2 separate regions of the Homo sapiens genome follow, and region 2 is linked to region 1. Evidence: read pairs that join two places in POLR2A ChIA-PET (ENCODE). Cell type or tissue: A673. All regions are shown on one strand. Links, peaks and the distances in the headings refer to the core of each region. The heading gives the core; the rest is flanking DNA.

Evidence for each region. ChIA-PET counts read pairs that join two places held together with the same protein. Peaks named below come from ENCODE experiments on the same cell type or tissue, not always from the same donor. Only the 100,000 strongest peaks of a DNase experiment are listed, where the experiment ranks them.
Region 2: POLR2A ChIA-PET joins it to region 1 with 5 read pairs; 2 of 35 experiments call an interaction of 5 or more read pairs at or near these places.

Annotation. Positions count from the first base shown.
Region 1 is chr20:34,049,658-34,060,101 of GRCh38, forward strand. The region is part of intron 2 of RALY (RALY heterogeneous nuclear ribonucleoprotein); the gene reads left to right. Among named protein-coding and RNA genes, the nearest start is that of MIR4755, 5.8 kb to the left of the region's middle. In A673, for the core only: no CTCF peak of the experiment used is centred there; a DNase peak (open chromatin) is centred at 5,824.
Region 2 is chr20:33,954,960-33,965,403 of GRCh38, forward strand. It overlaps the pseudogene PIGPP3. Among named protein-coding and RNA genes, the nearest start is that of RALY, 34 kb to the right of the region's middle. In A673, for the core only: no CTCF peak of the experiment used is centred there; no DNase peak of the experiment used is centred there.

The DNA of each region.
Region 1 (10,444 bases), core at 1,549-9,548:
GTGGATTTCAAAACACTTTTGACATCATTAATTCATTGAACCTTAACTGCAATCTTATGACTTAGGAAATTTCCCCACAATGTACAGATGAGGAAACTGAGAGAGGTTGAGGCTTGTTCATAGTTTCACAGCTTTTGATTAACAAAAGTTAGGATTATAAATCCAAATCCCGTGCTCTTATTTTGAAAAGTATAAAGATGGCAACCTTTCTTTCTATCCCCTACTTAGTGGCAAATTATCCCCTTCCCCTTTTCACAGTCACCAGAAATGCAGAGAATGTCTGCTGTGTTTGAAAAGCAGATCTAAGCTGACTGGGGAGAAAGAAAGGAGCTTATTTCAGGTCTTCTTCAGGCTGGACTCTAAACTTTTAAGATCATGTGCGCCCGTGCTCCCATCAGCTCCTGCTGTTCCATCTCATGCCATTTACAGAGTGCCATTTACTGAGCCACTACTTCATTGGCTACTCATAGCAACTTGTGGGGTAGACAAAGTGCACTTTACAGATGGGCAAACTGAGGTCCAGAGTCCCTGAATTGTACATGTCAGAACCAGGATTGAATCTAGAAGTCTTGGGCTCCTGACACCAAACAGGTGCTCTTAACTTGCAGAATGTAGGTTCCTTTGATTCAGTTCGGTTCAAACAATTCTTGAATATAACCCATGTGCCAGAGACTTTGCTATGCAAGAGAGCCTCTAGTTAGGCTCAAACCGTCTTGGTCTAGTGCCTTACTTAAGAACAGGGACTTGTATTATTTACTTCTCTGTCCCCAGGCAGGACCTTGATCCAAAAATGCTTTGCTGTTGTTTTTGGCCTTAATCTGCCAGAAACTAGAGGGAGCAGATGGCCACAGCAATGTGGGTTATGAGGATGTGATATCAGGCAGGGTTGAAGGATGAATTGAGAGCCCTGCACCCAACTACTTCTGTGTCTGTGCCTAGGCCCTTGTCAGGGTAGTCTCTATCTGAGAGTGTAGCTGGTCAGCCTGGTCCCATTTCTCATTTCCAGTCACCTCCCCCTCTTGCCATCCCATATAATGGGGTTAGTCTCCTGGACAGATCTCATACAGAGGCTGCTGGGATCTGCTGTCCAAATGACCCTTTGGACCTATTTCCCAGCCATGTTCCAAGATGATGGTGAGGAGTCTAGCCCCACAGCCAGTATGCTATCTCTATTCAGATAACTCCCAGCTCACAGGCCTCCCACCAGGCTCTCACCCACTCTGATGTTTTCACTCCTGACTCCTAAGAAGCAGATTGGCAATTTAGTGTGAGTCTGTCAGACAGCCTAGAGAGTAATCAATACTGAGAGAAATGGACATATTTCCTGTTTATTCAAAATCCTGATGAAAATTTTAAGGAGCACTATTTGGGAAGGGATGACTGGGAACCTTGCAAGAACAAACAGCTTAAAATTCATGAACAGAAATAGCAACGTTTATTCATGATGTTTCAAATGCCCCTAATATTCACATCTTTATATATTACAGACCCCTTTCATACGTGTTACTGCTTTTGAACCTTAGAGCAACTCTGTGAGGGAAGCAGTGTAAGGATTACTATTCCCACTTGACAGTTGAGGAAACTAAGGCCCAGGAAGCTTTAAAGAGAGTTAGGGACCATCTGATAGTCATGGTGGCAGAGCCCAAAACAGAACCAAGATTTGGAAAATGAGTACTCCTGGGTTTGAAATCTGGTGCTCGCCACTTTCTAGTTGTGTGACCTTTGGCAAGTTACTTGGCCTCTCTGAGCTCAGTTTCCTTCTCTGTAATACGAGGATAACAATGTCTACTCCTTATGGTTGTGTATGGATTTAATGATATAATTAATGGAAAATGCTAGCACAGTACAGAACATGTGTTAGGAGCTTAGTAACTGCAGGTATCCTATCTCATAGGATAGCGTTTTCAGTATATTGCACTCTGAGTCTTTGAAATTTGATACTTTTTTTTTGTTTTTGAGACAGAGTCTCGCTCTGTTGCCCAGGCTGGAGTGCAGTGGCGTGATCTCCGCTCACTGCAAGCTCCGCCCCCTGGGTTCATGCCATTCTCCTGCCTCAGCCTCCCCAGTAGCTGGGGCTACAGGCGCCTGCCACCACACCTGGCTAATTTTTTTTGTTGTTGTTGTTGTTTAGTAGAGACGGGTTTTCACCGTGTTTGCCAGGATGGTCTCCATCTCCTGACCTCGTGATCCAGGTGCCTTGGCCTCCCAAAGTGCTGGGATTACAGGCGTGAGCCACTGCGCCCAGCCTGATACTTTCACTACAGTAAAATGGACTACATATAATAAATTCTCATTAACCAGAGTATCATTTAAATGCCTCACTAGGTTAAGAGAACTGGATAAGAAGGGAAGCAGGGTGCTCCAGGCACTGGCTAAGTACTCCTGATGCAAATCACAGTAGGTTAGAGCTGACAGGGACCCTAGAGATCTGTCCCAGTGTGTCTTCCTCAAATTGTGTCTTCCTCAGAAGAGATGTTAATAATTTGGGAAACATCAGATTGAATAATGCTAATAAGTAAATTTCTTTACCGCTGCCTTTGCAGACCCTTATTGTGTGTGTCTCTTGGGAACGAGTTGAGAGTGCAATATGCCAAATTTCCTCTTCTTATTTAACCTTGGAGCCCCTTTTTTGAGGAACTCTCATTAACATCTTGAGGAACCCTGGTTTTCCGTGGAAGATTTCATGTAACTGACTCAGTCCAGTTCTTTAATTTTTAAGATGAGGGAAGCTTAAGGTCTCTAACCAAGGTCTACAGCCCATGGCAGAACCAAGTCTAAATCTCAGGGTGCCTAACTTTTTCCTAGGCCACACCATAATTTGTACTCCACTATTGTTCCTTTTCTAGCCAGCAAATCCTAAAATTACAGAGGATCCTGCAAACCACTAATCAGAGAGCATTGTTAGAGCATCAAGCTTTCTGTTTTGATGTGTTTATCCCAGTAGGCAGGAAAATGAGGAAACAACAGGCTTAATGGCCATCAGATGTTTCCAAACAGTTGAAGGACCAGGGGTCAAGTAATTATCTCAGTAACTGGAAAGGTGCCCTTACCGTGCAAAGTCGAACTCTGTTCTTCCTGCTGTAAGAAATTTGAGTTATATCTGGGGGACTCATCCAGTAGGCCCACAGTCCCCACAGTCCAGCTCCTACTAAGAACTAAGCTCTGACACCAGTAATATAAAAAAGATCCTGAGAGGGGTTTGAAGAGAATGTGTAAGTTTCTGCTCCTCTGTCACCGTCTCCATCACAAAATTGAGGGGGTAGGAATGTTCTGCTGGATTTCTATCCAGACAGTGGCAGAGGAAGTTGGCTTTGGCATTTAGTGGGGCTATCCTTGCATTTTACTAAGCCCTCTAGTTAAGATCAAATCAAGTTTAAAAAGAAACTTTTTTTTTTTTTCACTCTGTTGGCCAGGCTGATCTCGAACTCCTGACCTCAGGTGATCCGCCTGCCTCGGCCTCCCAAAGTGCTGGGATTACAGGTGTGAGCCACCACATCCAGCCCAAAAATATCACCTTTAAATTTGCAAGTTTATATGGTAGATTGTTCAAAGCACATCTGATCACAACACAATCCCGTGACATAGAGGTTCTTTTCCATGTATCATATGAGGACGTTAAGGTTCAGAAAAGAGATGGTGACTTGTCCAGGGTTTGACGGCAAATTAGTGATAGACCCTTTTCACAAGTGCCTAGTGCAAGGCCAACATTTAGTAGATGTTCAATAATTTTTTTTTTTTTTTTTTTTTTTTTTTTTTTTGAGACAAGGCCTCGCTGTGTCACCCAGGCTATAGTGCAATGGCACAGTCATGGCTCACTGCAGGTCCAACCTTCTGGGCTCAAGCAGTCCTCCCACCTCAGCCTCCCAAGTAACTGGGACTATAAACATGTACCACCATGCCCGGCTAATTTTTAATTGTTTTTAGAGACAGGCTCCCACTATATTGCCCAGACTGGTCTTGAACTCCTGAGCTCAAGCAGTCCTCCTGCTTTGGCCTCCCAAAGTATTAGGATTACAGGCGTGAGCCACCATGCCTAGCCAAGAAATATTTATTAATTGAAAATTTTAGTACATTCTCAGGGATTAACTTATGGTCTCCTAACTCTTTGCCCAGTATTCTTTCCATTAAGATAGCTTGGTGGGGCCAGTGGTTGGGCTTCATCTCAGGGTGACCAGATAATAAAGAGAGGGAGGGCTGAATCTCTGTCACTATTGATATTGCTGACAAGGATGGCATTTTCTGGCCTTTGCTGCTGTCCTTATACATACTACCCACTACAGAAAGCCCAGATTCAGTAGTCTCTGGGCTGCAGACTCAAGCTTTTGTTGCCTTTGCTCCCTGTAGTATACTGAACAATGATGCCAGTGACCCCCAGCTTCTCACTCTGCCTTCTCCTTTATTTTCTTTCTCATCAGTGTCTTACATCTCCTTCTATTCTGCTGATGGATGAGGAATTTGAGCTCATCTCACAAACATCAGCTACACGGTTCACTGTTAAGGAGTTGTTGTATCATGTACCTTGGGAAACCATTTACTGAAAAACGCCCACCTAGGATTCTTTCACCTGTTCACTAGCAGAAATTTCACTGGTTGCTAGTATAGTGCTGGAGGCTGGGATTGCAAAGATTAATAAAATAGTCTCTGCCTTCAAGGAGTTCAGAATTTAATGGAGGGAGACAGATGTGTAAATACAAAAGTGCAGCAGATGTTGCAGTAGAGGTCAGCAGAGAGTATCTGGGTCCAGAGGAGTGAGTGGCTGGATCTGCCTACGGGGTGGGATACAAAAGCTTTCCCGAAGAGTTTTCTACAGGGACGTCACATCAGTGGGTTTGTACTCAGAAAACTCCTGGCCCCAGCCACCACTGCCAGATCAGAAATTGGTTGCAGGCTGGGCATGGTGGCTCAAGCCTGTAATCCCAGCACTTCGGGAGGCTGAGGCAGGTGGATCACTTGAGGTCAGGCGTTCGAGACCAGCCTGACCAATGTGGTGAAACTTTGTCTCTACTAAAAATACAAAAATTAGCCAGGCGTGATGGTGTATGCCTGGCATCCCAGCTACTTGGGGGGCTGAGGCACAAGAATCGCTTGAACCTGGGAGGTGGAGGTTGCAGTGAGCTGAGGTCACACTCCAGCCTGGGTGACAGAATGAGACTGTCTCAAAAAAAAAAAAAAGAAAGAAAGAAAGAAATTGGTTCCAGTTGTACTTTATTGATGAAGCGGTCTCCCTCTTAACCTTACTCAATGTTGAGTATGATATTTTGAGCTATCTGTTAAATGGGGGCAATAGTAATACCATTTTCATTTAGAAAATTCCTGAGCACTTAACTTGCATTATCTTAACATTATCTCATTGAATTCTCACAACAGCCTTATGGAGAAAGTACTGTAATATTATTCCCATTTTTACAAATGAGAAAACCAGGCACAGAGAGGTTAAATCATTTACCCAGGATCATACAGCCAACGTATAGCAGAGCTGGGATTTGAACCCCAGGTAGTCTGATTCCAGAGTCATTTTCCTAAAACAACCCCAAAAAGAGCCATTGTGACCTTGATATAATTCTTACCTCAAAGAGTTGTAAGGATGAGAATTTAAATACTTAGCAATGTATCTTCCATGTAATAAGCAATTAATATAATGATCATTTATATTACATTCTTTCCTAAATGCTGGGGTGGATTGGGCTGTTGCAAAGATACTGCCTTCCTGTCTCTCTCCAACTTTTCCTGGCTTTAGCATCTGTGCAGCCTGCCGCTTTGTATCTTAAACAGCATAGATAAGGAAGGAAGCAGGGGTGGGGCATGGGGGCTGTGGTATGTGGCTCTGCTGGAGTTCAATTCAGCAGATACTCCCTAAGCACCCACTCTGGGCTAGAGCCTGTTCTGATGCCAGTGGGGATGCCAAGATGAAATAGATTGTGGTCCCTGCTGTCCAGGAATTCACAGTCAGTCTGGGAGGAGAGATGACACTGAAACAGAGTATTTTAATACAATCTCCTCAGGTGGATCTTAGCCAGCACATCAGACCCCACTGCCCAACGGCTCATACCACAACTAGCAGGGCAAGAATGCCTTGCTATTATATTGATTGTTAAAATAATAAACTTGTTAATATCTTTGACATCATTAAAGTCACTGTTATTAATGTAGAAAGTAGCAGTATGTCTTATTGCATATATTACCTCCAGTTAATGGATCCATGGGCACTATTGGTGCTTCCATCACATGTCTAGCAATGTGCCCAAAAATCTCTATGTTGCTTGAGGAGAGGAGACTAATACATGAGACAAAAAGGGTTTGGCACAAGATGGGATGCTCTGCTCAGGGGTTGGATTGGTGGTTCAGATGCTCAGAAGCTATAGGGACTTACAAGTGCCTCCTTACTGAGCACTGGGCTGCGTACAACATCAGAACGGGTGATGGCTCACTCTTCAGTGTCCACAAAGCCCTTTCTGATCTGATCTCGGCTAGGCACTCTAGTATCATCGGCATCATTTCTTGTTACATCCTAGACTCTGGGCAAACCACAATACATCATATTATTCATTAAATGTGGGATCTCTGTCAAACTTCTGTAACTTTCCTTATGCTATTTCCTCTTAAATGTACTCTCTTACCTGTGTGTGGGTTAACTTCAACTCATCCTTCAGGACAAGATTGGAACTTACTGTTGACTCTTCTTGTCTGAGTCGTCTCCCTTTCTTTCTGTCCCTTAGGTAATTGACATGCCTCCAAGTTCCTAGTTGCTCCTGTCATAGACCTCATCAAGATGAAACATAGGTTCTGGTTTTCTTGAGGTTTTCACCACTGACTGGACTATAAATTCTTCCAGGGGGGAGATTGTACTTTATTAACCTCTGTAGTTTTATACAGTGTCTGGCAGTAATAGGTGAACAATAAATGATTTTTTGATAAATGAGTAAATCTTTTTAGCATGTTATTCCTCTACCTAGGAACCTACAGTAACTTCATGGCACTCAAAACTTTGTAGACTCAAAAGCTAGTAAACACAGTAGACTATACATCTTCACATGTACATGAAAACAGTAATGAGGATTTGATTTTCCCTACTAATTCACCTCTACTCTCCCTACCCCACCACCTGCCCAATATGGTAATACATGGTGCTGCGAGGTTGCCATGAAAGTGGCATTCATTGGAGATAACAGTGTAAATTGGTGTAACTCTTTTGGAAAGCAGTTAAGCAATGTGTTGCCAGAGCCAATAAAATGTTCATATATTTGACCAGTCATTCCACTTCTGGGAGTCTGTCCTAAGGAAATAGTCTAGTTTATACAATAAGCTTTCCCTCAGATGCTATTGTTTATAATAGTGAGAAATTGGAAAAAGCCTAAAAGACCACCAATCTAAACTATGATAAATCTACTCAGGGAAAACCACGAGCTTTTAAAGCAGTAGTGTAAAAAATGATGCTTACCGAAAACTATGCGGCAGTAAGGACAAATATGCTATAATATATATAATAAATGTGTTATAATGCTAATTGAAAAAATTAGGCTACAGAGTTGAGTTATCTAACCATGTAATCCAAACATAATGTGCAAGAAAAACACTGGAAGGAAATACATGAACATGCTAACAGTTATGTCCCATAGAGGGGTGGGGGTTAGATGATTTCATATGGTAATTTCATATAATAAACATACTCAATATAATAGCACAAATTCTTACCCAAATTATTGGTTAAGAATTTTAAAATAATAAACCAGCCAGGTGTGGTGGCTCACGCCTGTAATCCCAGCACTTTGGGAGGCTGAGGCGGGCGGATCACGAGGTCAGGAGATCGAGACCATCCTGGCTAACACGGTGAAACCCTGTCTCTACTGAAAATACAAAAAATTAGCTGGGCATGGTGGCGGGCGCCTGTAGTCCCAGCTACTCTGGAGGCTGAGGCAGGAGAATGGCATGAACCTGGGAGGCGGAGCTTACAGTGAGCCGAGATGGCGCCACTGCACTCCAGCCTGGGCGACAGAGCGAGACTCCGTCTCAAAAAAAAAAAAAAAAAAACAACCTCTGATCTTACCCATTTTAAACAAAGAAATGATATGGTAATATTGCTGTGGTGACAGTAGAGGATTATTTAAAGAATGGTAATAAGAATGGAGAGAGGGGGGCTACATTCTAAAAATATTGAGGCCAAATGAGGAGGGCGTGGTGAATAACAGTATGTGGGGGAAATGTATATGCCTAATAGAGAACATTGGTTCATGGAGTTTAATGAGATGTCCAAGGTCACACAGCTAGTAAGTGGCTGATCCTGGATTTAAACCTTGTTCTGTCTCTGTCCAAAGCCATGCCCTTTCTCCTGCAGCTGAGACACCTATTACAGTTTTGGAGAAACTTTTTTTTTTTCTTTTAACCAGTTGCAGTGTAGAAGCTTGTTTAGTGTAGTGCCTCCTTTTTGAGGGGAAGGGGGCCGGGAAGGGTTAATTCTTTCTAAGACAATGACAAGGGGGAAAGACCATAGATACCAAAGCTGCTTCTGTCATGATCAGTTGAATTGATGAGTTTAGAAGTTCACTAGGCATTGGGTGTGTTATACCTGTCGTTTTGAGGGCTGTTTTTTGTGAAGTTGCAGGGGTTCATTGGTTGGCTTTCGTTTGATGCTTAGCTTATGGTAGCAGGGCATCTTGGACATAAGCGTGCATATGTATACCGTATTACATGCTAATGAACATTTTGTTCATTACACCAAGTTTATTAATGATGCTGCTGCTGTGGGAGTGAGAGAGGGGTCAGGGTGGCAGCTTCAAACAAGGGACAGTGTCTAAGCTGCTCTCTGAAAGGAACGGTTCACCTGAACCATACAATGCCCTATCCCCATACTTCTCAATGACTAATCCAAGAAAAGGTGATTTTGAACTTGAGTCTATCCTTTGGAGTATGATACTCATCCCTTCGGAAGAACCCATTTCACATTGACATGTTCACTCTCTGACCTTAGGCATGTTCTCTGCGCTAGGGTTTACTCTCTGCACTAGGGTTTGCCTAATAGAGAACATTGGCTCAATGAGTTTAATGAGATGTCCAAGGTCACACAACTAGTAAGTGCTGATCCTGGATTTAAACCCACTAGGGTTTACTCATTTATAAAGTGAATGACATATAACCACTCAGAGGATTGTTGTGTATAGATTTGGTAGCCTTAACTCATGAAGAGTCTTGTAAGCCACATTAAAGGATTTGAACTTGATTCTTTATGGTGGGAAGCCCTTGAAGGATTTTAAACAGGAGGTGGCAGGGGCACACTTGATTGATCACACAGGAAGCAGATGCTTAGTAATGTTTGTGGAGTTAATGTTGTTACCAGGGAGACAAAGGCAGAGTGGCTACAACTGTGGCATCATTCTCAGTGGTCCCCTGTAGACCAAACATGTGACACTGTGGGAGATGATGCTTAGAGCCCTAAGTTATGTTTGGATCAGCACCCTGGAGAGAGGTCACCCGTTCCTTCCTTCCCCTGTCTGAATGTGGGAAATTTAAGATATATGTTGATGCATATGCTGTCTTATAGGGTCAAGCCTTTGGGGCTGTGAGGGGTGCCACTCAGTGTGTTCAAGGAGAAGGATTGTTGTAATGAGGAAAATACTGATTCTGCATGAAAGGATTTTAATCAACTGCCCTGATACCTGAGGGACACAGTACTTGGCTGGAGTGCTGAATTGTGCACCATCCAGCCCTTGCTTCCAGCCTGCTGGCTTCCTGCTTGGGTGCCTCTGTCTAGGAAGACCTGCAGCAGCTGTCCATCCTGGGAGTATTCCTGTCTATGCTTACGTGGCACATGTCAGGTAACAGAGCATGTTATCTCCTTTGACCCTCACAACAACCTGTGTTACAGGGATTTTTATCCCCATTTTACAGGTGGGGAACTGTGAACCTCAGAAAAGTCAAGTGCCTTTCCAGGTCATACAGCTAGTAGACACGGGATTCAGGCCCCAGCGCTCTACAGGCAAGGAGAAATCCAAAGCTAATAAGCCCCCATTACTATTTTAACTTAGAGCTATGCCTGTTGTGGTAGGAGTTAAGCCTCCCTGTCATACAGGTTGGGAGATGAGAACAGGATGCACTACCACGGCACAGCCTTCTGCACCCTTACTCAGCCACAGAATGTAGGAGTTCCATCAGAGATACCAAATAGTGAGCAACTGAGGGCTTCTTGAAATATCAGCCCTTGGGGCCCTGTTGCCCAGCAGGGGAGCCCAATCTGCTCTAGAGGGTCCTCAAAGCACAAGGAGGCCTTGGTGGGAACCTTTGCTTAGCGTCCTCTTCCACCTAATTTCTCAAGTTGTATTCCTTATGAGCTCTGGCAGCTGCATTGTTCCATATGCTCATTTATTTATTCATTCAGCACTTAATAAGTACCTACTCTTGTCTTTCCTTTTATGTTCAAGGCACATTTCCAAATACTAGAGTTTTGGTGAGA
Region 2 (10,444 bases), core at 1,115-9,114, 95 kb before region 1:
CTTAATTGCAGCTTTATAAAGAGGTCCCACATGTGAAAAAGAGGGGAAATTAATTGGTCTTCCAGGGAGCAGCTGAATGAGGTCTGGTAATTGAATTTCACAATGGATGCCTCCCTCTCGGTGGCCCGCATGTGATCTGGGATGGATATTTGAAGTTTTCGTCATGTAAATGGCTTGGGCTCCTCAAGGTTTATATTTTTTGGTGGGCATTACTCATTCACACTTCTATCTTGGACAAGATGGAGAAGAATTTATGCCATCTTACAAACTCTAAAATGATAGCAGGGAAAGAAGAAGGGGGCAAGGGCCTGTCCTCATCTTGAGATGCAATTTGGTAGATCCTTTGCAAAGGCTGGGGAAGGGCCAATTCAGAGAATAAATCATTACTCAAATGCCGGCTACCCCAGAATGAAGGTGCAGACCCAGCTGGTAGGTACTAGTGCTTGGGAGCTTGGCTCCAAAATGAGTTATGATAGGTGAGATCCGGAGGGGCAAGAAACACACCAAGTCATGATGATAATTAATACCTTGAACAGGTAGCTATATACTGAGATGCCCCCCTGAAGATTTAACTAGCACCATGACCCAAATGGTTACTTAAGTCTCTAATGGTTAAAGACTTAACTTGTGTGTTTTCTGTCTCAATAAAATAGTTACTAGTAAATCACTGTCCTTGGGCTGGATGTGCAAGGTAACCTCCAACCACTGCCACTACCAGGATAGGCATCAGACCTTTTAGGTTTTTAAAATCCAAATCAGCACTGGAAATATAAAATATATTTCTAGAAATACATCAAATGGATAGAAATATAATATGAGCCACAAATGCAAGTCACATATGTAATTTTAAATTTTCCAGTAGCCATATTTTAAAAGTACCAAAAAGATGATATTAACTTCACAATAGGCTGGGCACAGTGGCTCACGCCTGTAATCCTAGCACTTTGGGAGGCCAAGGTGGGTGGATCTCTTGAGCCCAGGAGTTCAAGACCAGCTTGGGCAACACAGTGAGGCCCCATCTCTACAACACACACACACACACACACACACACACACACACACACACACACACAAATTAGCTGTGTATGGTGGTGAATGCCTGTAGTCCCAGCTACTCTGGAGGCTGAGGTGGGAAGACACCTGAGCCCAAGGGGTTGAGGCTGCAGTGAGACCTGACAGAGCCACTGCATTCCAGCCTGAGTGACAGAGTGAGGCCCCATCTCACAACAAAAACAAAAACTTAATAATATATTTTATTTAACCCAATATATCAAAAATATCTCAACATGTTGTCAGTATAAACATTATTAATGAGACATAAACAAATGTAAAATGTGATGCATGTAATGTAAAAGAATTTACATTATTTGAAAATTTTTTGTTGATATTATTTACATGATTTCTTATTATTTGAGGGCTGTAAGAGAAGGATCTGTTTCAGGCCTCTGGAATACACTAATTCTTGTACTAAATACATTATTTCTTATACTAAGTCTTTGAAATCCAGTGTGCATTTTTTTAAGAGATCAGATCTCACTCTGTTGCCCAGGCTGGAATGCAGTGGAGCAATCATAGCTCACTGCAACCTCGAACTCCTTGGCTCGAGTGATCCTCGCGCCTCAGCCTTCTGAGCAGCCCAGTGTGTATTTTAACTTACAACACATCTCCATTCACATGAGCCACATTTCAAATGCTCAATAGCCACGTGTGGCTAGTGTTACAAATTGGAGTACGCAGGTGGAGTCCTTCCTACAGACAGTGAAGCCAAAGAAATAGAATAAACCCTTTGTGATTCAAGGGCCACAAAGGAAACTGAAGAGAGTTCTAGGTTAAGAAAGCCAACTGAAGCAGGTTGCGGTGGCTCATGTCTGTAATCCCAGCACTTTGGGAGGCTGAGGCGGGTGGATCACCTGAGGTCAGGAGTTCGAGACTAGCCTGGCCAACATGGCGAAACCTGTCTCTACTAAAGATACAAAAATTAGCCAGGTGTGGTGGTGCACACCTGTAGTCCCAGCTACTCAGGAGGCTGAGGCACTAGAATCACTTGAACCCAGGAGGCGGAGGTTGCAGTGAGTGGAGATAGAGCCACTGCACTCCAGCCTGGATGACAGAGTGAGACCCTATCTCAAAAAAAAGACATAATCTACCACAGTAGTGCCAAGATAACTCAATAAAGGAAGGAATTTTAGTTTAAACAAATGGCACTGAGACAATTGAATATCCACATGTAACATGAAGTTGGATTCCTATTTGCACCCTAAAAATTAACTCAAAAAGAATCAAATTCTTAAATGTAAGAGCTAAAACTATAAAACTCTTCAAAGGAAAAGACGTGAAAATCAGCCAGGCATGGTGGCTCACGCCTGTAATCCCAGTACTTTGGGAGGCCGAGGAGGGTGGATCATGAGGTCAGGAGTTCGAAACCAGCCTGGCCAACACGGTGAAACCCCGTCTCTACTAAAAATACAAAAATTAGCCTGGTGTGGTGATGCGCACCTGTAATCCCAGCTACTAGGGAGGCTGAGGCAGGAGAATCACTTGAACTTTGGAGGCAGAGGTTGCAGTGAGCCAAGATCACACCATTGCACTCCAGCCTAGGCAACAGAGTGAGACTCAGTCTCACAAAAAAAAAAAAAAAAAAAAAAAAAAAAAAAAGGCGTGAAAATCTTTGTGACTTTGGATTAAGCAATGGTTTCTTAGATATGACATCAAAAGCACAAACAAACCAAAAAACAGATAAACTGGACTTTACCAAAATTTAAAACCTTTGTGCTACAATAGGGAAAAGACGACCCACAGGATGGGAGAAAATATTTCCAAATCATACACCTTTTTTTTTTTTTTTTTTTAAGAGACAGTGTCTCACTCTGTAACCCAGGTTGCAGTGCAGTGGAATGATCATAGCTCATTGCAGCCTTGAACTTCTAAGCTCAAGAGATCCTCCCACCTCAGCCTCCCAAGTAGCTGGGACTACAGGCTTCCACCACCATGCCTGGCTAATTTTTTAATATATTTTTTTGGTAGAGGTTGGGGGGGCGGGTCTCACTATGTTGCCCAGGCTGGTCTCGAACTCCTGGCCTCAAGTGATCCTCCTGCCTCAGTCTCCCAGAGTGCTGGGATTATGGGCATGAGCCACCACCGTGCCTGGCCTCCAAATCATGTATCTGGTAAGAGTCTAGTACCTAGAATATATAAAGATCTCTTACAACTCAACAGTAAAAAGACAAATAACCCAATTTTTAAATAGGCAAAGGATTTGAATAGACATTTCTCTAAAGAAGATATAAAAATTGCCAAGAAGGCCTGGTGTGGTGGTTCACACCTACTAATCCCAGCTCTTTGGGAGGCCAAGGCAGGCAAATCACCTGAGATCAGGAGTTCAAGACCAGCCTGACCAACATGGCGAAACCCCCTTCTCTACTAAAAATACAAAAATTATCTGGACTTGGTGGCACACGCCTTTAGTCCCAGCTACTCGGCAGGCTGAGGCAAGAGAATCGCTTGAACTTGGGAGGTAGAGGTTGCAGTGAGTGAGATGGCACCACTGCACTCCAGTCTGGGTGACAGAGCAAGACTCCGTCTCAAAAAAAAAAAAAAGAAAAGAAAAGAAAAGAAAAAAATAGCCAAGAAGTACATGAAAAGATTCTCAATATCATTAGTCATTAGGGAAATGCAAATTAAAACAAAACAGAAAAAAATCAACTAACAACAATAGTGAGGAGGATGTGGAGAAACTGGAACCCACATACATTGCTGATGGGAAGGTAAAATGGTATAGCCACTTTAGAAAACAGTGTGGTAATTCCTCGAAAGGTTAAACATGTTCATAGTAAAACTCATACACCAATGTTTATGGCAACATGATTCATAATAGCCAAAAGTGAAAACAATCCAAATGTCCACCAACTGATGAATGCATAAACAAAACCTTGTATATGCCAGGCACGGTGGCTCACACCTGTAATCCCAGCACTTTGGGAGGCTGAGACAGATGGATTACTTGAGTCCAGGAGTTGGAGACCAGCCTGGGCAACACAGGGGGACATCCTCCCCTTACCCTGTCTCTACAAAAAATACAAAAATTACCTGGGTATGTTGGCCTGTGCCTATACTCCCAGCTACCTGGGAAGCTGAGGTGGAAGGAACACTTGAGCCCAGTAGGCAGAGGTTGCAGTGAGCCAAGATTGCCCCACCGCACTCCAGCCTGGGTGGCAGAGTGAAACCTTGTCTTAAAAAAAAAATAGTTCTGCCGGGTGCGGTGGCTCACGCCTGTAATCCCAGCACTTTGAGAGGTGGAGGTGGGCGGATCACAAGGTCAGGAGATTGAGACCATCCTGGCTAACACGGTGAAACCCCATCTCTACTAAAAATACAAAAAAATTAGCCAGGCGTGGTGGCATGCGCCTGTAGTCCCAGCTACTCGGGAGGCTGAGGCAGGAGAATGGTGTGAACCCGGAAGGCGGAGCTTGCAGTGAGCCGAGATCGCGCCACTGCACTCCAGCCTGGGCGACAGAGCAAGACTCCGTCTCAAAAAAAAAAAAAAAAAAAAAAATAGTTCTGAGAGGCCAGGCGTGGTGGCCTGTAATCCCAGCACTTTGGGAGGCCGAGGCAGGGGGGGTCACTTGAGGTCAGAAGTTCCAGACCATCCTGGCCAACATGGTGAAACCCCGTCTCTACTAAAAATACAAAAATTAGCTGGGCGTGATGGTGCACGCCTGTAATCCCAGCTACCAGGGAGGCTGATACACGAGAATCACTTGAATCTGGGAAGCAGAGATTGCAGTGAGCTGAGATCGTGCCACTGCACTCCAGCCTGGGTGACAGAGCAATAATCCATATCAAAAATAAATAAACGAATAAAAGTGATGGTTATACAATCTTATGAATATACTAAAGCCACTTACTTGTACAATCTAAAGTGGTGAATTTTATGGTGTGTAGATTATATCAATAAAAATGCATGCCTGCAAAAAATCCATGAGACTTCATTAGAAAACAGAAAAATTGATAAAATTTAACAATGTAAAAATAATAATATAAATAACAAAAATTGGGACGTAAAAAGAGAGGAGGTGAGAGTACTAGTGCCATCATTTTCAAAATGGGGAGATAGACAAAACTGAAACATGTAGTTTAAAATAAAAACATAGTGACCACAACTTTAATCTATTTGTAATCTCTCCTTTATAAATTTAGAGAGATATTTCAAAAAGTTATCTCTTGAAGTACAGAAACATTGTTTGACTTTCAACAATTCCTTTAGTTTCTCTCCAGTTCTTTTTTGTCTAGTAAATTATAATAAAATGTAATGCTTCTTAATTAAAATTTGAAACTATAATATAATCTCCTTTTAATAAAATATTTCTATCTCATCCTCCTCATTTTATATTGGCACAAAGAGATATTTCAAATAATGTACATCTCTTATAATTTCTAGACCACAAATGTGATTTTTTTTCTACTATCACCTTCACCCTTTCCTTTATTATTTGAATTCTTCATAATAATGTTGTATCAGCTCCCTGAAACAATAGAGTTCAGGTTCTAAATGACTGGAAGAAAACATGCCAAGACAGGCCTTGGTGAAATATAGATTATTTTTTTCTTCACATTATTCTGTATTTTTAAAATTGCTACGCCCAGTCTCCCCAGAGGAAACTGACCCAACCTTTAGGCTGGAAACAGGGAAAAAATAATTGTGGTTTTCATAAGGGAAAGATGTCTAAATAGCTTTGGCACAAAACTTCCTGGGCATCTGTGCTCCAGAAGAGAATGGTTGATAGGGTACAAGAGCTGTGCCTTGCACCTAGTGTTAAACATGGCCCCAGAGCAGTGACGGAACTCTGTCAAAGGACCACAATGGCCCATGCTGGGACCTGGAAATAGTGAAACATTGCTGCAGCCTGGACCAGCAGTACTCAAGGAGGTAGGAGGGTCACCATGTGACAGCAGCTTCTACTGGATGGGAAGTGACACAGCAACAATAGCACTCCTGGACTCTCCAACGTTGCTCCCATGGCTTTTGGATTTAATTTAAAGAAACAAAAGAGGGCCGGGTGCGGTGGCTCATGCCTGCGATCCTAGCACTTTGGGAGGTTGAGGTGGGCAGATGGCCTGAGCTCGGGATTTTGAGACCATCCTGGGCAACATGGTGAAATCCTGTCTTTACTAAAAATACAAAAAATAGCTGGGCGTGGTGGTGCACACCTGTAGTCCCAGCTACCCTGGGAGACTGAGGCACGAGAATCGCTTGAACCCCAGGAGGCAGAGGTTGCACTGAGCTGAGATTGCGCCACTGCACTCCGGCCTGGGCTGGAGACAGAGTGAGCCTCTGTCTCCAAATAATAATAATAATAATAATAATAATAATAATAATAATAATAATAAATAAAATAAAATATCGCTGGGCTCGGTGGCTCACGCCTGTAATCCTAGCACTTTGGGAGGCCAAGGTGGGTGGATCACCTGAGGTCAAGAGTTTGAGACCAGCTTGGCCAACAGGGTAAAACCTCATCTCTACTAAAAAAAAAAAAAAAAAGCCTGGCCTTGGTGGCATGGGCCTGTAATCCCAGCTACTTGGAAGGCTGAGGCAGGAGAATTGCTTGAACCCGAAAGGCAGAGGTTGCAGTGAGCTGAGATCACGCCACTGTGCTCCAGTCTGGGTAACAGAGTGAGACTCCACCTCAAAAAATAAATAAATAAATAAATAAATAAAATAATCTATAGCAGTTGTTATCTACAGTTGAGGAATAGTTTACAACTGTTCCATATACAAACTTATAGGTTGCAAGTCCCCTGTAATGTCCATTATTTTATTGAATCCTTTTTAAACAGTCCTATAGGGGAAGGCAAGGATTAGAATCAGTATTTTATGGGTGAGAAAACTGAGGTTCAACAGAGTTCAGTGACTTGTTCAAGATGACACAGCTAGGCCAGGTGTGGTGGCTCACGCCTGTAACCTCAGCACTTTGGGAGGCCAAGGCTGGTGGAACACTTGAGGTCAGGAGTTCAAGACCATTCAAGACCAGCCTGGACAACATGGTGAAACCCCATCTCTACTAAAAATACAAAAAACTAGCCGGGTATGGTGGCTCAGGCCTGTAGTCCCAGCTACTTGAGAGGCTGAGGCATGAGAATCACTTGAACCCGGGAGGCAGATGTTGCAGTGAGCCGAGATCGTGCCGCTGCACTCCAGCCTGTGCCACAGAGTGAGACTGCATTTCAAGAAAAGAGATCACACAGCTAGTTTGAGACTCAAAGCCAGCTTTGTCTATGGCTAGATGGTGCCTAGCACAGGAATCTAAAGGAAGCATGGTTACATTTAGAGTTTTTGGAGAGAACATGTAGCCAGAGGGACAGTAGGTGAGTGTGAATTAGGCACCCAAAGCGAGCTCGGGTCCCGAGTTGAGACCCGGGAGCATCAGTGAGCCCTCTTAGTGTGGGTCTTTTCTTCATTCTTATCGGCAGCTCCTCTGCTCAGATCTGCTTCTTTCATCAACTAATACTCACAACTCTCTCATTTCCAGACACTTTCCTTTAATTGTGTGTGGGATCATACACAGTATCAGGGAAAACTATCGATAGCAAGCCTGATTATAGACACTGTGAAATTAGCAAAGAGAGAAGAGGTTTTGTTTTGTTTTGTTTACCATTTGTTTAACATATGAGATCTGCTTACCCGTGGTGTCAATGCCTGTAACAATTATACATGTAACCCAGATGTTCCCCAGGGTCTCTCACCACAGGCAAGCTCAGTAAGATGGACTTAGATTCCATTTCCATGGCCTATATGTCCACAGAGCCCTTCCCAAGAGTCTGGAGACCTTAGGGGACTCATATGCTCAGTAACATTGCCTCTGGGGTCCTGGTTCTGGCATGAATCTCTATGACCCAGATGTGAAACTCAGCCACACTCTCAGACAAATAACCAAAAACATTCATGGGTATAATTAGATTTTTTCTCAGTTGGTAAAAATCTTAAATACAGAAAAAACAGAGAGCTGTCTAACAAATACCCATGCCCTCCAACTCTTTGAATTTAATGTTATTATTTTACAGGATCGGCTTTTGATTGTTTTAATCTAATAGGGTTAAAAGTGACATCTCTTACGTATGCCTTCCTTCCCAGAGGAATCCACCATAGGGAATTTGGTGTCTGTCCTTCCAAATCTTGTTTTTATACTTTTACTCATATAATGTATCCATAAATGTTTGTCTTATGTGTTTTTATAATGCTATCATATTTCATTTTCTGCAAGTTGCTTTTTTATGCAATAGTGTGTGTTTTTTCTTTGTTTATTTGTTTTTGAGACAGAGTCTCGCTCTATTGCCTCAGCCCCCCAAGTAGCTGAGATTACAGGTGTGTGCCACCATGCCCTGCTAATTTTTTGTATTTTTAGTAGAAACAAGGTTTCACCATGTTGCCCAGGCTGGTCTTGAGCTCCTGAGCTCAGGCAATCTGCCCGCTTCAGCCTCCCAAAGTGCTGGGATTACAGGTGTGAGCCACCGCGCCCGGCCTGGTTCCTGTTTTCGTAAGGAGATTGGAATGAGATGCAAATAAACAGAGAAGTGATTATATCTAAGAAATACAAACAAGTCTGTCTGCTGCCCTCACTACATGGACATAGACCCACCAGGCAATTCCACCTGCTGCTTCAACTCATATTATTCCCAGTCATTTACCTTCTGGCTGGCAACCTTCTCCTCCTTACCTACTTTTAATGCTCCTACCCCCATTCTGTTCTCTCTGCCTTCTTCGCAGGGGCAAAAGATAAATTCCTCCCATTTTCTCATGGAAAGCTCTTAATCATCTCTTCTGTTACTAGGGGCCTGGTGCTCCTGCCTCCAGTTTGTGGTTCCTCAAACACAGTTCCTTCTTGTATCAGTTAAGGATTGCAACATAGCAAGCCCACCCCAAAACTTAACTGTCTTAAAACAGTACTACTTATTAGCTCTTGAATCTCTGGGTCAGCAGTTTCGCCTGGACTCAGCTAGGTATTATTTCTGGTCTTGGCTAGGTTCATTCAGGCACTGTCGTTAGCCAGGTGGCTCTGCTTCAGGGATTGGTTGACTGTCAGCTGGGGCAACAGCAGTGACTTGACCACTCGTCTCTCCTGCTCCTGCAGGATAGCCAGGGCCTGTTCTCACAGTAGCAGCAGGACTCCAAGAGTGACAGAAGAAGCATGCAAGGCTTCTGGAGGTTCAGGCTCAGAACTGGCACAATGTCACCTCTGCCTCATTCTATTGACCAAAGCAAGTCACAGGCCAGCTTAGATTCAAGATGTCAAAAAATAAACTCCATCTCTTGATTGGAGAAGCTGCAAAGTCACATTCTAAGGGGCCCGGAAACAAGGAGGAGGGGAGGACTGTGGGTTGGATTCTCTGGGAAGCCAACTCTGAGATAGAGATTAACATGCAGGAAGTTACTCAGGGAGTGCTCTTGGGATCAACACCGGTGGAAGAGCAGAGAAGGAAGCAGGATGGAGCAGAGGGAGAAATTGAAGTGCAATGTCAGAACAAAGGCTTCCACTGACCTCATGGAGACCTCTAAAACTGGAATAGGTCTTCCAAGTTGTCCTGAGTAGAGGCAAGGGGACCAGGCCTCTAAGCTCCCAAGCTGATCAATCATTTATGCAGACTGCCCTGAAAAGGCAGCTGCCAAGGAAATTCCCAAAGAGGGCTTAGAGCCAAGGATCATCTGCCAACACTTTTCCCAGTAGCAGGTGGAATAAATCCTTCATTCCTCAGTGGGGGAGGAGGGTTGCCTGTGCCGAACATCACAGTCCACTCCACTGCCACCTCTCCCTAAGAATGCTAATGCTCATGATAAAACGCTTGTCACTTGCTGTATATGTATACGTTAAATATTTATAATCACTTATTAAATGCATCGCCTAACTTGTACAGATTTTAGATGATCACAATGCTAAATGTCACTCCTTTGAACTTAGTCTTCATAGTTTCATTGCTCATTTATCTAGGTCATCCACTCAAAACTTTAAGGATGAGGAGAAACAGCTTCTCCCATCAGAAATCTAGGCAAGAGGCGCTCACTGGCTCCCAACCAGCGGGAGGGTCGTCGTGTGCCTGCGCCTGGGTTGGGGGAGCCTTCGCGCCTAGGCCTTTCCCTCAATTTTTCCTCTTTCCCCCTCGCCCCGCACTGGGGCTTCCTGGTCGGCGCTTGCACAGGGAACTCAGTGCTGAGATTGTCTCAAGCCCCAGGAAAAATGGTGGAAAATTCACTGTCACCATTGCCAGAAAGACCGATTTATGGCCTTCTGCTTCTCTTAAGCTCCCAATTTGGCTTCATACTTTACCTCGTGTAGGCTTCTATTCCTGAATCTTGGCTAAACTCCTTAGGTTTAACCTATTGGCCTCAAAAATATTGGACAGTTGCATTACCTCTCTACTTCCTTATTACTATAGTAATTGGCTATGTGCTCTT